2 separate regions of the Homo sapiens genome follow, and region 2 is linked to region 1. Evidence: chromatin contacts called from ENCODE Hi-C or POLR2A ChIA-PET data. All regions are on one chromosome and are shown on one strand. The core of a region is the stretch at or near the end of the contact, and the rest is flanking DNA. Distances in the headings are between cores, read along the strand shown. Region 1 holds the start of LINC00339 (long intergenic non-protein coding RNA 339). Region 2 holds the start of WDTC1 (WD and tetratricopeptide repeats 1).

Region 1 (6,521 bases), core at 1,300-3,799:
CTATGCTCAGTTTTTGTTTTTTTGTTTTTTTTTTTTTTTTTGAGACAGAGTCTTGCTCTGTCGCCCAGGCTGGAGTGCAGTGGCGTGACCTCAGCTCACTGCAAACTCCGCCTCCCGGGTTCACGCCATTCTCCTGTCTCAGCCTCCCGAGTAGCTGGGACTACAGGCACTCGCCACCACGCCCGTCTAATTTTTTTGTATTTTTGGTAGAGATGAAGTTTCACCGTGTTAGCCAGGATGGTCTCGATCTCCTGACCTTGTGATCCGCCCATCTCGGCCTGCCAAAGTGCTGGGATTACAGGTGTGAGCCACCGTGCCCGGCCTATGCTCAGTTTTAAGTACTGGGGTCATGGTGGTGACAGGGCAGACAAAGTCCTTAGCTTTGTGGACACTGCCTCTAGTGGATGAGATAGAAAATAACTAGGTAATCACAAAAACAAAGTAACAGGTTATAAAGGAATTGGAAGGGTGCCCGGGGTCGGGGGATAGAGGAGGTGGGCAGAAAAGGAGACGCTACAGTTGAACTGGAACCTGGGTGAACAGATCTCAGGAAAGAGCACTGCAAGCAGAGATCAGCAAAAGAAGTGAAGATGAGGCCGGGTGCGATGGCTCACGCCTGTAATCCCAGCACTTTGGGAAGCCGAGGTGGGTGGATCGCTTGAGGTCAGGAGTTCGAGACCAGCCTGGGGAACATGGCAAAACCCTGTCTCTACTAAAAATACAAAAATTAGCTGGACAGGGTGGTGCAAGTCTGTAATCTGAACTACTTGGGAGGCTAAGGCAAGAGAATCACTTCAACCCAGGAGGTGGAAGTTGCAGTGAGCTGAGATCATGCCACTGCATTCCAGCCTGGGTGACAGAATGAGACTCTGCCTCAAAAAAAGGCTGGGCGTGGTGGCTCACACCTGTAATCCCAGCACTTTGGGAGGCTGAGGTGGGCGGATCACCTGAGGTCAGGAGTTCGAGACCAGCCTGGCCAATATGGCGAAACCCCGTCTCTACTAAAAGTACAAAAAATTAGCCGGGTGTGGTGGCTCGTGCCTGTAATCCCAGTTACTCGGGAGGCTGAGGCAGGAGAATCGCTTGAATCCGGGAGGCAGAGGTTGCAGTGAGTCGAGATCACACCATTGCACTCCAGCTTAGACAACAAGAGCGAAACTCCGTCTCAAAAAAAAAAAAAAAAAAAAAAAAGAAGTGAAGATGAGCTTGTCAGATTGTCAGATTTGCAAAATAGCCAGAAGGTCAGTGTTCTTGGAGCAAACTGAGTGAGCAGGAGGGTGGGGAAAGATGAAGCACAAAGGCTGAATTTTACCTGGGATGATAAAATAATCTTACACAAGCCGAAACGTATATACTTTCACATAAATTTATGTGCCTATGAAATTGGAGTTGCTCTGGGACTCAAGCGGCATCCTTGCCCCAACCCCTGCTGTTTTCTGAAGCATTCCTAAGGAACCTTAGAGTGTGGGAGAGAGAAATAGCAGGAAGTCCTTAACCTAGTCCAACCCTTTTATTTTACAGTTAGGGAAACCTAAGCTGAGAGAGGAGATGGAAACCTGGTTGTAGGAGTGAGTGGGGAAGGGTTCACGGTCATTCTGGTAGGTAGGGGTAGGGCCAGAGCAAGGAGTCCTGGTTTGTGAACCACCAGCTGGCCGTCTAGGAGTTTACAGACCAGCAGTGGCAATGTTGACAAAGGGCATATCTTCCTTTCCCCAAGAACATTGGCTCTGGAGCAATAACCCAGCAATGGGGGCTTTGGGGTGTCCCTCTTAATCCGGTAGCTCAGCCCATTCGGATATGCCAGCTGGAAAGAGAGAGGGAGAAGTCAACTGAGTACCTCTCTCTAACAGCTCAATCCCTCCCCTTCAGGGTTAAGATCGGGGCTGCAGTGGTTAGCATCTCTGCTTCCTCTAGCCGGCTGTGTCATTGAACCTGTGTGATCAGACGCAAACCAGATCAGTATGACTTCAAAGCTTCATCTTTGAGATGGAGTCTTGCTCCCTCGTCCGGGCTGGAGTGCAATGGCGCAATCTCGGCTCACTGCAACCTCCGCCTCCCGGGTTCAAGCAATTCTCCTGTCTCAGTCTCCCGAGCAGCTGGGACTATAGGCGCCTGCCAGCACGCCCGGCTAATTTTTGTATTTTTAGTAAAGACTGAGTTTCACCTTGTTGGTCAAGCTGGTCTCGAACTCGTGACCTCAGGTGATCCACACGCCTCTGCCTCCTAAAGTGCTGGGATTACAGGCGTGAGCCACCGCGCACGGCTAAAGCTTCAGTTCTTAACCATCAGGCGACAGTGCGTAGTCTGGTAGCAACTGGAAAAGTCCTGCTGAGATTTAGCCTCCCATACACACAGAGTCCCACCCCGGACAGGCTGTATCAACCCCCCACGGCCATATGCCCACTGCTGTTTGCGTACAATGAGGCGGGACCTATAGACTGTATCCACTGACTCATCTGGAGTGATTCCGCGGGGCGCCAATACAAGGACCACTGTCTCCAAACAGCAGCCAGCCACCCCTCTCTCTTGGTTTCCTTCCTTTGAGTGGTGCAAAGGCTTAAGGGTGTAACCTCAGAATGGGGCCCTGAATCAGCTGTGGGCGAGCTCCTAGAGTATCTTAATTCCTGCTTCATCTCTTTCCATTTTGCAGTTGGGCAAACTGCGGCTCAGAAAGATAAAGAACTTCTCCGGAGCGAAAAAGCTGCTAAGAATGTATCCAAAACTCCGCACGGTAAGGACTGAGGACGGTCAAAAGACCACCAAGAGTTAAAACCATGAAGCTGCGTAGTACCGCGGAGGCTAGAGAGACCCGGCCCACCCCTTCCAACCTATGCCCCTCCTCTTAACTTCCGGGCGGGGCATGACTTCCGGTTCCCGCGCGGCGCTCCAAAGCTCGGGGAGTGGTGGTCTCCCTTTCCTGGAGTCATTTGTGGGAGTTAGGGTCTTATCCTGATCTTTCCTCGTCCCCCGCTCCCCCGTCCTCCGAGGTGGCAGCTGCGTAGGTGAACGTTCCCCCTGTCCCCTTCCTTCTCCTTCCTAACCCGAGTACGCTTGCTCGCGGCCACAGTGGCTGCCTGCCCCAGGAGCGGGGAGTCCCTGCCTTTGGGGTAGGGAAATGACTGAAATGTGGGACCTGCGGGCTCCTCGGGCTGACTTGGACCTCACTGCAGCTCTGGAGGTGGACCTCGTCCTGGGACCCTAGAAGCCCATTTCCGCACTCGGGCTAGGCCTTCGGAGCCGCGGCAGCATAGTGGGAGGAGTCGGGCTCAGCTCCCCCCCACCACAACCGGGATTATTTTTATCGGTTGAGTCATCGCACTACCTTTCATCCTTGTGGCTTTGGGCAAGTCCCCGCCCTCCGAGCCTCACTTTGCTTATCTGTGAATGGAAATAACAGTGCCTACCCCATGGGCTATCGGGAGGATCAGTTGTGAGGGAATGCAGTGTGGGGTGTCTGGCCGGCAGAATTCCACAAATGGTAGCAGCGGTTGATGTCACTGGAGGTTCCTGGGGCAGTAATTTATCAAGAGTTTATGATCCTGAACTAAGGATCATACGGAGGAGGATCTGTGTATAACGTTCGGCACAATGTTAGATAGGAAGTAAGGGCGCAGTGCACTGGAGTTATTTTTTCTTTTTTTTTTTTTTGAGACGGAGTCTCGCTCTGTCGCCCAGGCCGGAGTTGCAGTGCCGCGTTGTCGCCTCACTGCAACCTTCTCTGCCACATGGGTTCAAGCGATTCTCCTGCCTCAGCCACTCGAGTAACTGGGATTACAGTCGCACATCACCACGCCTGGCTAATGTTTTGCATTTTTAATAGAGACGGTTTCACCATGTTGGCCAGCCTGGTCTTGAACTCCTGATCTCAGGTGATCCACCCGCCTCGGCCTTCCAAAGTGCTAGAAGTATAGGCATGAGCCACTGTGCCTGGCCTGGAGTTATTTTTTCTCACTGGGTTTTTGAGCAAAGAAAAGGAGTTATTAACTGGTGAGGATAAATTTGTGTTTGGTAAGTCGTCTTCTGAAGCTGACAGGATTTATAAGCCGGGTAAATTGTGGTGCTGGTTCATCTTTGAGAGCCAGCCTTAAGAATTGGCCCACTGACTGCTGGGCGTGGTGGCTCACATCTGTAATCCCAGCACTTTGGGAGGCCGAAGCGGGTGGATCACCCGAAGTCAGGAGTTCGAGACCAGCCTGGTCAACATGGTGAAACCCCATCTCTACTAAAAACATAAAAATTAGCCAGGTATGGTGGTGGGCACCTGTAATCCCAGTTACTCGGGAGGCTGAGGCAGAGAATTGCTTGAACCCAGAAGGAGGAAAGGTTGCAGTGAACCGAGATCACACTACTGCACTCCAGCCTGAGCGACAGAGTGAGACTTGTCTCAAAAAAAAAAAAAAGGAAAGAAAAAGGCCCACTGACAGTCTGTTCCTAGAAACCTGGGTTGTAAAGACGTTGGGTGCTGGGAGCTAGAAGAAGTAATAAAAGGGTGTTTTCCTAAGTGGGTTAGGGGTTTTCACTCAGAAAGGTTTTTGGGCAGGAGGGGAAAGCCTGAGAAGTTTTCTTCCTCTTGAGTTGTTATAAAAGTAATACATGTGTGTAGTTAGAAAACAATGCAGAAAGATGTAAAATGAAAAGTGTTTCCCCCTTCTACTGTTTCTGCCCTTCAGAAGTAAATACAATTAATTTCTTTGATAACTTTCTATCTATTATTTGGATATATCAGGTTTTATTTATTTGTATCTGTATTTATGTATTTTTAATTTCCTCAGATCGGGGGTCATACTACACATCGATCGGGACCTTAGTCATGTTGTGATATGGACAGCTTTCTTACCAGTACTCATAAGCCTGCTTCATTTTTTACGTGGCGGCACCACTGAGTGGTTGACGGTACTTCAGTCATTTCCCTGTTGATGGTCACTTAGGTTGTTCCCAAGATTTTGCTTTCCCACAGTGTTTCACCCAACCTTTCTTGGACGAAATATTTTAGTCCAACTCACCCTAAGTGATTCTGCTTTTCCCTATTCACCACCCTAGGTTAGTAACAGCTTACTTTGGGGGATGAGCACACCTTATTAACTGAGCAAAAACCAAGATAATGTGAGAAGAATTGGTGTACTCCCAAGAATATCCAAGGTGCTGGGTCTAGAATCAATTAAAGTCTCCTAAGAAATGGGTCAGGGAACCTTTAGAGAAGGGATGACTAGGTGCTGGGTGCACGGCAGCTAGTCAGCGTTAGTGATTGTTGGCTTCTGTCAATTGTTGCTCAGGAAACAGATTTGAGAGATTCTCTGAGGTGGGAAGGATTTTAAATGTCAGCTCTCCTGCTATGTATTATATGTCTGGAAGGGATTAGTTCTTTGAGGGAAGAGAGTATTAAAGAAAACAATGGGCCGGGCACGGTGGCTCACACCTGTAATCCCAGCACTTTGGGAGGCCGAGGCAAGGGCGGTGGATCATGAGGTCAGGAGATCGAGACCATCCTGGCTAACATGGTGAAACCTCATTTCTACTAAAAATACAAAAAAAAATTAGCTGGGCCTGGTGGCACGTGCCGTAGTCCCAGCTACTCAGGAGGCTGAGGCAGGAGGATTGCTTGAACCTGGGAGGCAGAGGTTGCAGTGAGCCGAGATTGTGCCTGGGCAACAGAGCAAGACTCCGTCTCAAAAAAAAAAAAAAAAAAAAGAAAATGATGATCCTTGAAAAGTGACTGCATCATGGGGCTGTATCCTAATGTGAGAATTAATTTAGTCATTTCTGTTATTTGAACTCTCTTGTTTTAAAGTTAATTAACATAGGATGTGTTTTCCTGTAAATAACTCCTCTTTTGAACTGGGGCCCTAGCCCAAATGAAGCAAAGGCTTTTTTTCTGGCATTTTACAGGTATTTAATTTGCCTCCCGCCCCGCCGCCCCCCACGGCTATAGCTGGTTTGATAATCCTGGAGCTCTCAAATATCCAAAGAGTTGGAAGTGTACTCTATTAGGATTTTGACAAGTCCCATACACTGATCAGAGGTGCTTCATTCTTGATCTTAACCTGGGTTCTTTTTTTTTTTTTTTTGGAGACAAGGACTCTGTTGCCCAGGCTGGAGTGCAGTGGCGTGATCACAGCTCACTGCAGCCTCTACCTCCCAGTAGCTGGGACTACAGCCATGTGCCACCACACCCAGATAATTTTTTTTTTGTAGAGACAGGGTTTTGCCATGTTACCCAGGCTGGTCTCGAATTCCTGGGCTCAAGTGAGCCACCTTTTTTTTTTTTTTTTTTGAGATGGAGTTTTGCTCTTGTTGTCCAGGCTGGAGTGCAGTGGCACGATCTCAGCTCACAGCAACCTCTGCCTCCTGGGTTCAAGCGATTCTCCTACCTCAGCCTCCCGAGTAGCTGGGATTACAGGCACGCGCCACCATGCTCAGCTAATTTTTGTAATTTTAGTAGAGACGGGGTTTCTCCATGTTGGTCAGGCTGGTCTCGAACGCCTGACCTCAGTTGATCCGCCCGCCTTGGCCTCCCAAAGTGC
Region 2 (6,521 bases), core at 2,523-5,022, 5.2 Mb after region 1:
CAAATAGCTGGGATTACAGGCACGCACCACCATGCCCAGCTGACTTTTGTATTTTTAGTAGAGACGGGGTTTCACTATGTTGGCCAGTCTGGTCTCGAACTCCTGATCTCGTGATCTGCCTGCTTCGGCCTCCCAGAGTGCTGGGATTACAGGCGTGAGCCACCGCGCCTGGCCAATGTTTATATTTTTTGTAGAGACAGGATTTTGCCGTATTGCCCACGCTGGTCTGGAACCAAAACGTTGGGATTACAGGCGTGAGCCTCCATGCCTGGCCGAGTCTCTGTTTCTTCTATGTAAAATGGGAGTAAGAATCATACCTAACTCACAACGTGGTTGGGAGAAGCAAATGAGTTAGTGTGTGTTAATGTATATGGGTGTGTGTGCGTGCGTGTACACATATGTATGTATAGATTTATGTATAGGTCTCTGCCTATATGGAGAGAGAGGAAGTGAGAAAGAGAGAAACTCAAGCAAGTGTAAGAGTACGAGTGGTATCTATTAGAAAATAATAAATAGTAACTGCAGTTGTTAATAGTCTTCTTCCTGGTGGGGCGAGGTGGCTCATGCCTCTAATCCCAGCACTTTGAGAGGCCAAGGCAGGTGGATCACCTGCGATCAGGAGTTTGAGACCAGCCTGACCAATTATGGTGAAACCCTATCTCTACTAAAAATACAAAAATTAGCCGGGCGTCGTGGCATGTGCCTGTAGTCCCAGCTACTCGGGAGGCTGAGACAGGAGAATCGCTTGAACCCAGGAGGCAGAGGTTGCAGTGAGCCGAGATTGCACCACTATACTCCAGCCTGGGCGACAGAGCAAGACTCCGTCTCAAAAGAAATAGTCTTCTTCCTGTCATCAGTCTCTACCAACGAAAGTTCATTCTGACAACAAATATTTACTGAGTTTCTGCTATGTGCCATAGACTGTGCTAGGAGTCACAGAAACATCACCCACTCTTCTCTATCAGTATATCTAAGATCCTCTGTGACCTTGCCAGCATTAAACAAGACTTTAAAATGGGGGTTCTCTGGCCGGGCGCGGTGGCTCATGTCTGTAGTGACAGCACTTTGGGAGGCAGAGGCGGGTGGATCACGAGGTCAGGAGATCGAGACTATCCTGGCTAGTACGGTGAAACCCCGTCTGTACTAAATGAAATGACAAACTGGTGGCGGGCGCCTGTAGTCCCAGCTACTCGGGAGGCTTAGGCAGGAGAATGGTGTGAACCCGGGAGGCAGAGCTTGCAGTGAGCAGAGATTGCCCCACTGCACTCCAGCCTGGGCGACAGAGCAAGACTCTGTCTCAAAAAAAGAAGAAAAAAGTGGGGGGGGGGGTGGTCTCTGCCAAAAACACAGGATGCTAAAATGATTTAAAAATGAGGGTTCTGGATTTGAATAGTGTAGGCTTTAATCCCAACTGTACCACTTCCTAGCTATGTGATTGTGGGAGTCTGTCTTTCTTTCTTTTCTTTTTTCTTTTTTTGAGATGGAGTCTCTCTCTGTTGCTCAGGCTGGAGTGCAGTGGCACGACCTCGGCTCACTGCAACCTTCGCCTCTAGGATTCAAGTGATTCTCCTGCCTCAGCCTCCTGAGTAGCTGGGATTACAGGCACGCGCCACCACGCCCGGCTAATTTTTGTATTTTTAGTAGAGACGGGGTTTCACCATGCTGGCCAGGCTGGTCTTGAACTCCCGACCTCAGGCGATCCACCCGCCCTTGGCCTCCCAAAGTGCTGGTATTACAGGCGTGAGCCACCGCGCCCGGCCGGGAGTGTTTCTTTTTCTTTTACTTTTTTTTTTTTTTTTTTTTTTGAGACGGAGTCTCGCTCTGTCGCCCAGGCTGGAGTGCAGTGACGCGATCTCGGCTCACTGCAAGCTGCGCCTCCCGGGTTCACGCCATTCTCCTGCCTCAGCCTCCCGAGTAGCTGGTTCTACAGGCGCCCACCATCACGCCCGGCTAATTTTTTTGTATTTTTAGTAGAGATGGGGTTTCACCGTGTTAGCCAGGTGGTCTCTATCTCCTGATCTCGTGATCCGCCCGCCTCTGCCTCCCAAAGTGCTGGGATTACAGGCGTGAGCCACCGCGCCCAGCCCGGGAGTATTTCTTAATTCACTAGTAGCACTTATCTCCCATGGTAAGTATTCAATAAATGTTAGATATTATTCAGTTTAATTAACCCAATGACCCTAACCAAGGTTGCAGCCTGAACCTGGGGAGCTGCAGATAGATGATCTCAAAGCTTTCTTCTAGTCCCAAAGTCTATGATTTTTTATATTCAGTAGAACAGCTGTGGTGGAGAGTTCAGGGGGAATGACCCACAATATTTTTAGGAGAAAGGCATAAAAGGCTTTGTGAGCGGTTTCACAAGGATAGGTTCTTACTCCTCTAAATGGGGAGAAATCTCCCTTGCGGAGAAATCACCAGCAATTAGAATACTACCTTTGTCTCTGGGAGTATTCAGGTATTCACAGACAAATTCGTACTCATGATGTGAGCAGAATTGGAAAAAAAAAAAAAAAAAAAAAAAAAAAACAAGCGACACATGGAGTGATAAACACTATAAATGCCAAATACATATATTCAGTCCTTACTGAGAGCGGGTGCTGTCTGGTTTTCACAGGAAAGACAGGCAGTGTTAAAAGGCTCAGACTCTGGTGTCAGGCAGATCTGGGTCTAATTCCCAATTTGCCAACTTATCAGGACCCCGGGGGCAAGTTGCTTTTAGCCTTTCTGCTTCAGCTTTCCTTTTCTGCAAAACACAGACAGCAATAGTACCTAGCTAAGAGACTGTACCCAATCCAGTGCGAATAAAAGTGAATTATTGTTAGTATCTGACAAATGGCACCCTATGGGTGACAAGTTTCCTTTGTCAGAAGGTGACACGTCTTCCCTTTCTGACTTGAGGTTTCACGGGTGGGGCCTGGTCTCTGCCTTAAGAAGATAGGCTTAGTGCCACCCTTGTCACCTTGGGAACTTCCTTAATAAAGAGGAGGGTCTCTCCTCCATCAGACCCGGGACTCCACAAGGCTGGAACTGCGTCTCTTCCTCAGAGGTGGGAGCAGCAGTGACTCCGCTAGGGTCAGATGGACCTAGTCGCTCCCATCACCCCGAGGGCACCCAGAGTGTGTGTGGCTGACTCCTCTCCAGGCTACTCAGCGTAGGCCCGATTCTCTTTCATTCTCTTCCTTAAGGCCCAGGAGACGTCAGTGAGGACTGTGCCACTTCAGCAGCCCCCCAGAGCAGGAAGGAGTGGGCTGAGGAGCCCCCCGGGGCCCTAGCCTGAGAGGTCCCAGAATTCGGGGGCTGAGAGGAAGTCTTAGGAGCTCTTAAGGGGCTGTGAGGGGACCTGGGGTTCAGTGGGCGAGCGTGTGGGCGGGTGTCCCAGAAGCGGTGTGAGGAGCGTTTTACCCGGTGGTGGGGTGGGAGGTGCGTCCGGGTAACTAATGGCAACCGGGCGGGGTGAGCCCGCTCTGCAGGAACTCCTCGACGGCGAAAAACTACGACTCCCAGGGTGCCCCAGGGCTTAGCCCAGCTTTCCCGCCCGCCCACTGGCTGCCGGTCCCGCAAGCGGCGAAGCCCATTGGCCACGGCGGTGCGGGGCTCCCCCACTAGCAGGTTAGTGGGCGCCGCCGGCAGCAGACGTTGACCGGGCGCGGGGGGGTAAGTGGGGGGGCCCGGCTAGCCATTCTGGAAGCGGCCGGGCGCAGTCTTCGTAGCGTACCCGCCGGCTGCGAGGCGCAGGGCGGAGGCGGAGACTGCGTGGCGCAGGCGCGTTGCTGGGCTTCTCCTGGGTCCCCAGACAGCTGGAGGAGATAAACAGAGGAGGAGGAGGGAGGGGAGTGCGTGTGTGAGAGCGCGCGAGGGAGTGTGAGTGTGTGTGAGCGCGGGTGTGAGGCGGTGCGCAGGGGCGGGCGGAGGCGCTGTCCGGCCCCGGCCAGGCGCCGGGCGGGGAGCATGGGAAGGGGCTAGAACTGCTCGAGCCCCCCAGCCCCCTCCCCGGGATCCGCGCCCCCCTTCCCGGGAGAGGGGCCGCCCCCCCCGGACGGACATGGGCTCCTGAAGTTGCGCCGCTGCCGGTCGGGGGAAGAGACCTGACAGGTACGGGTCACCGCCGCCCCCTGCCCTCCGCGGGCGCCGAGGCGGGGACCGGCTCCCGCAGCCCCGGTGAACGGGCCGCCCGCTCTGGGCCGGCTCCAGCCCTGCCGGCCTGGGGGCCTGAGCCTACCCGCCTCGGGGCCCCGGGTGTCCCGAGAGGGGCCAGGCCTCGCCGGGGCGGAGGGCAGAGTGGTCCGGGGGCGGGGTGGGGGCGGAGGGTTTGGTCGGGACGCGGGGGGAGGCTGTGGGAGTCCGGGGAGGCTCTGCGGAGGGAGAGGTGGAAGTCATTCCATCATGGGACTTTTTTGCGGAGTTTTTGTTTGACATCTGATCTGGCGCCGGAGTCAGGAAGAAGGGGCAGGTGTAAGTGCTGGGAGGGCAACGCCGACCTGACCTGCCCTCTTAGCTTCTCGCTCTCTCTCTTTCTGTTTTTCTCTCTCTCTTTCTGTGTGTGTGTGTGTGTGTGTGTGTGTGTGTGTGTGTGTGTGTCCACAGCAGATGCCTTCAGTGGCCCATCCTGGCACCAAACAACTCTGCCAAGGTGTTTCCACCAGGCGACTGTAGCACCCCGTATACAAAGGGCCTCTGCTTGGGAACGGGCTATTCAGTACCCACTTCAAAGGGTAAATAGGAAGTGAGGAGATAGAAGAGAGACTGCGAACCAGCAGGATCCACTTCTTGGACTGAAAGCCGCAGTGGGACGCCCCTTTGCCAGATTGGTTGACTTTGCTTGGTGGCTTGGGCTCTCTCTCCTCTGCGGGTGTACTCCCAGGGTTTCTAGAGGAGAGGTACAGGGGCCTGTAACTAATGTCTTAATAGCCGAATTTGACTGTTTTCCCCAGAGTTCTTTTCTTCTGTGACTTTCTTTAACCTCCTGAAGTACTGGTAGAGCAACGTTATAGTTTTTCTCTCAAGTTGGTGATTTTAGGAGCCTGGTAGGGTGGCTGAAGCTTCCCCATTCATTCCAAGGATGGGGTAGATGATCTGGGTAAAGTGGCAGTGAAGTCTTCCCTTTCTAACAAAGCCTGAAACCGTTTTGAGAAGAAACTATTTTGAGGGCAGCTTCTGACTCAAAGACGTTACGAAATCCCCACCTAGGACACCGGTATGCCCAGTGGTCCCTACTAAGCTTTTCTGTGTCTTTTAGAGTCGTTGAGTGGCCAGCTTCTGCTCACTGTACTGAAGGAACTACTTAATGCTATTTCTGTCTTGAGTTCTGGCTTATTCTTCCTTGTGATTCTTATATCTTTAGCGGGATTGAATTGAATTTTTGCTGTTGAGTGTAATAGCCAGATCCTCTGTAACAGACCAGGGAGTAACTAGTTGGGCTCCTTTGGGCCAAGTCTGAGACTTACTGAGGTTTCTTCATTGTAGGTTGTTGTATTTCGTTGGCAGGTGGGAAATGACCTTTTCCGTCATAGTTTGTGATCATGCTGCTTTAAGGCTGGAGTCCTGCTCTCCTTTCCTTTTTTGACCTATATGGGAGCACTTCTGTTCGAGTCTTATCTCAATTTGAAGGAACAGTGCTTTTGGATCAACTCTGCCGAATAATTGAGCAGTAGCCCATATTTCTGCCTGGGACACCTTCATTGAGGGTCACGAGGGAAAGAGAGAACACGTGTAAATATTATGATGATGATGTTAACAACTATTTACCAGTTTCATACAATTGACAGTTTTTTTTAGCCGGGAGGAGTTCAGTATTGACTCATTGGGCATCTTATGTAGGGTGTTTTTGCACACCTAGACTTTAGGATCTGGAAAGACAACTGAAAATCTTGAAGCCCACTGCCAAACATTTGTGGATCTTGGGCCAACTGCTAAGGAAGATCTAGACTATGACTTGGTCTTTAATTATTTTTATTTTTTTCTCCTTTATGTATGTATGTATTTATTTATTTATTTTTTGAGATGGAGTCTTGCTCTGTTGCCCAGGCTGAAGTGCAGTGGCGCGATCTCAGCTCACTGCAACCTCAGCCTCCTGGGTTCAAGCAATTCTCTGCTTCAGCCTCCCAAGTAGCTGGGATTGCAGGTGCCTGCCACCATGCCCAGCTAATTTTTGTATTTTTAGTAGAGATGGGGTTTCACCATCTTGGCCAGGCTGGTCTTGAACTCCTGACCTCGTGATCCACCGACCTCGGCCTCCCAGAGTGCTGGGATTACAGGTGTGAGCCACCGCACCTGGCCTCTCCTTTTATTTTTATTTTTTTGAGATGGGGTCTCACTCTGTTGCCTGGGCTGGTCTCAAACTCCTGAGCTCAAGGGATTCTCGTACCTCTGCCTTCCTAGTAGCTGGGACTACAGACACGGCCTCCGTGACCACTCTCTTCTCTCTTTTTAAAAATTAAGGAATGTTGCTGACATGTGCAGTTCTGAGTCTCAGAGAGGAAGTCAAACAGAACATGTAATCTGGTGATACTTGTGTTTTCTTT

What was found. A loop is a pair of places that touch in the nucleus more often than their neighbours do. ChIA-PET counts read pairs that join two places held with the same protein, here RNA polymerase II (POLR2A). Pooled maps may share reads with other maps.
Region 2: a loop to region 1 is called in a pooled map, with 2.4 times the contacts of the local background. The contact joins the promoter of WDTC1 here to the promoter of LINC00339 in region 1. A Hi-C loop is called at or near these places in 1 of 50 pooled maps. POLR2A ChIA-PET finds 5 or more read pairs at or near these places in 2 of 52 experiments (OCI-LY7 and WTC11).

Annotation. Positions count from the first base shown.
Region 1 is chr1:22,022,642-22,029,162 of GRCh38, forward strand. It overlaps LINC00339 (long intergenic non-protein coding RNA 339), which reads left to right and starts at 2,550. Exons shown (of 2, transcript NR_023918.2): 1 at 2,550-2,731. LINC01635 (long intergenic non-protein coding RNA 1635) reads right to left here and starts at 3,407. Exons shown (of 3, transcript NR_110692.1): 1 at 3,323-3,407; 2 at 2,165-2,325; 3 at 1,353-1,804. RefSeq lists a silencer at 279-398 and enhancers at 2,835-3,436, 3,048-3,157, 3,235-3,529.
Region 2 is chr1:27,230,860-27,237,380 of GRCh38, forward strand. WDTC1 (WD and tetratricopeptide repeats 1) reads left to right here and starts at 3,773. Exons shown (of 16, transcript NM_001276252.2): 1 at 3,773-4,092. It overlaps WDTC1-DT (WDTC1 divergent transcript), which reads right to left and starts at 3,570. Exons shown (of 3, transcript XR_947117.2): 1 at 3,403-3,570; 2 at 2,586-2,743. RefSeq lists silencers at 3,593-3,652, 3,853-4,002, 4,193-4,242, 4,403-4,452.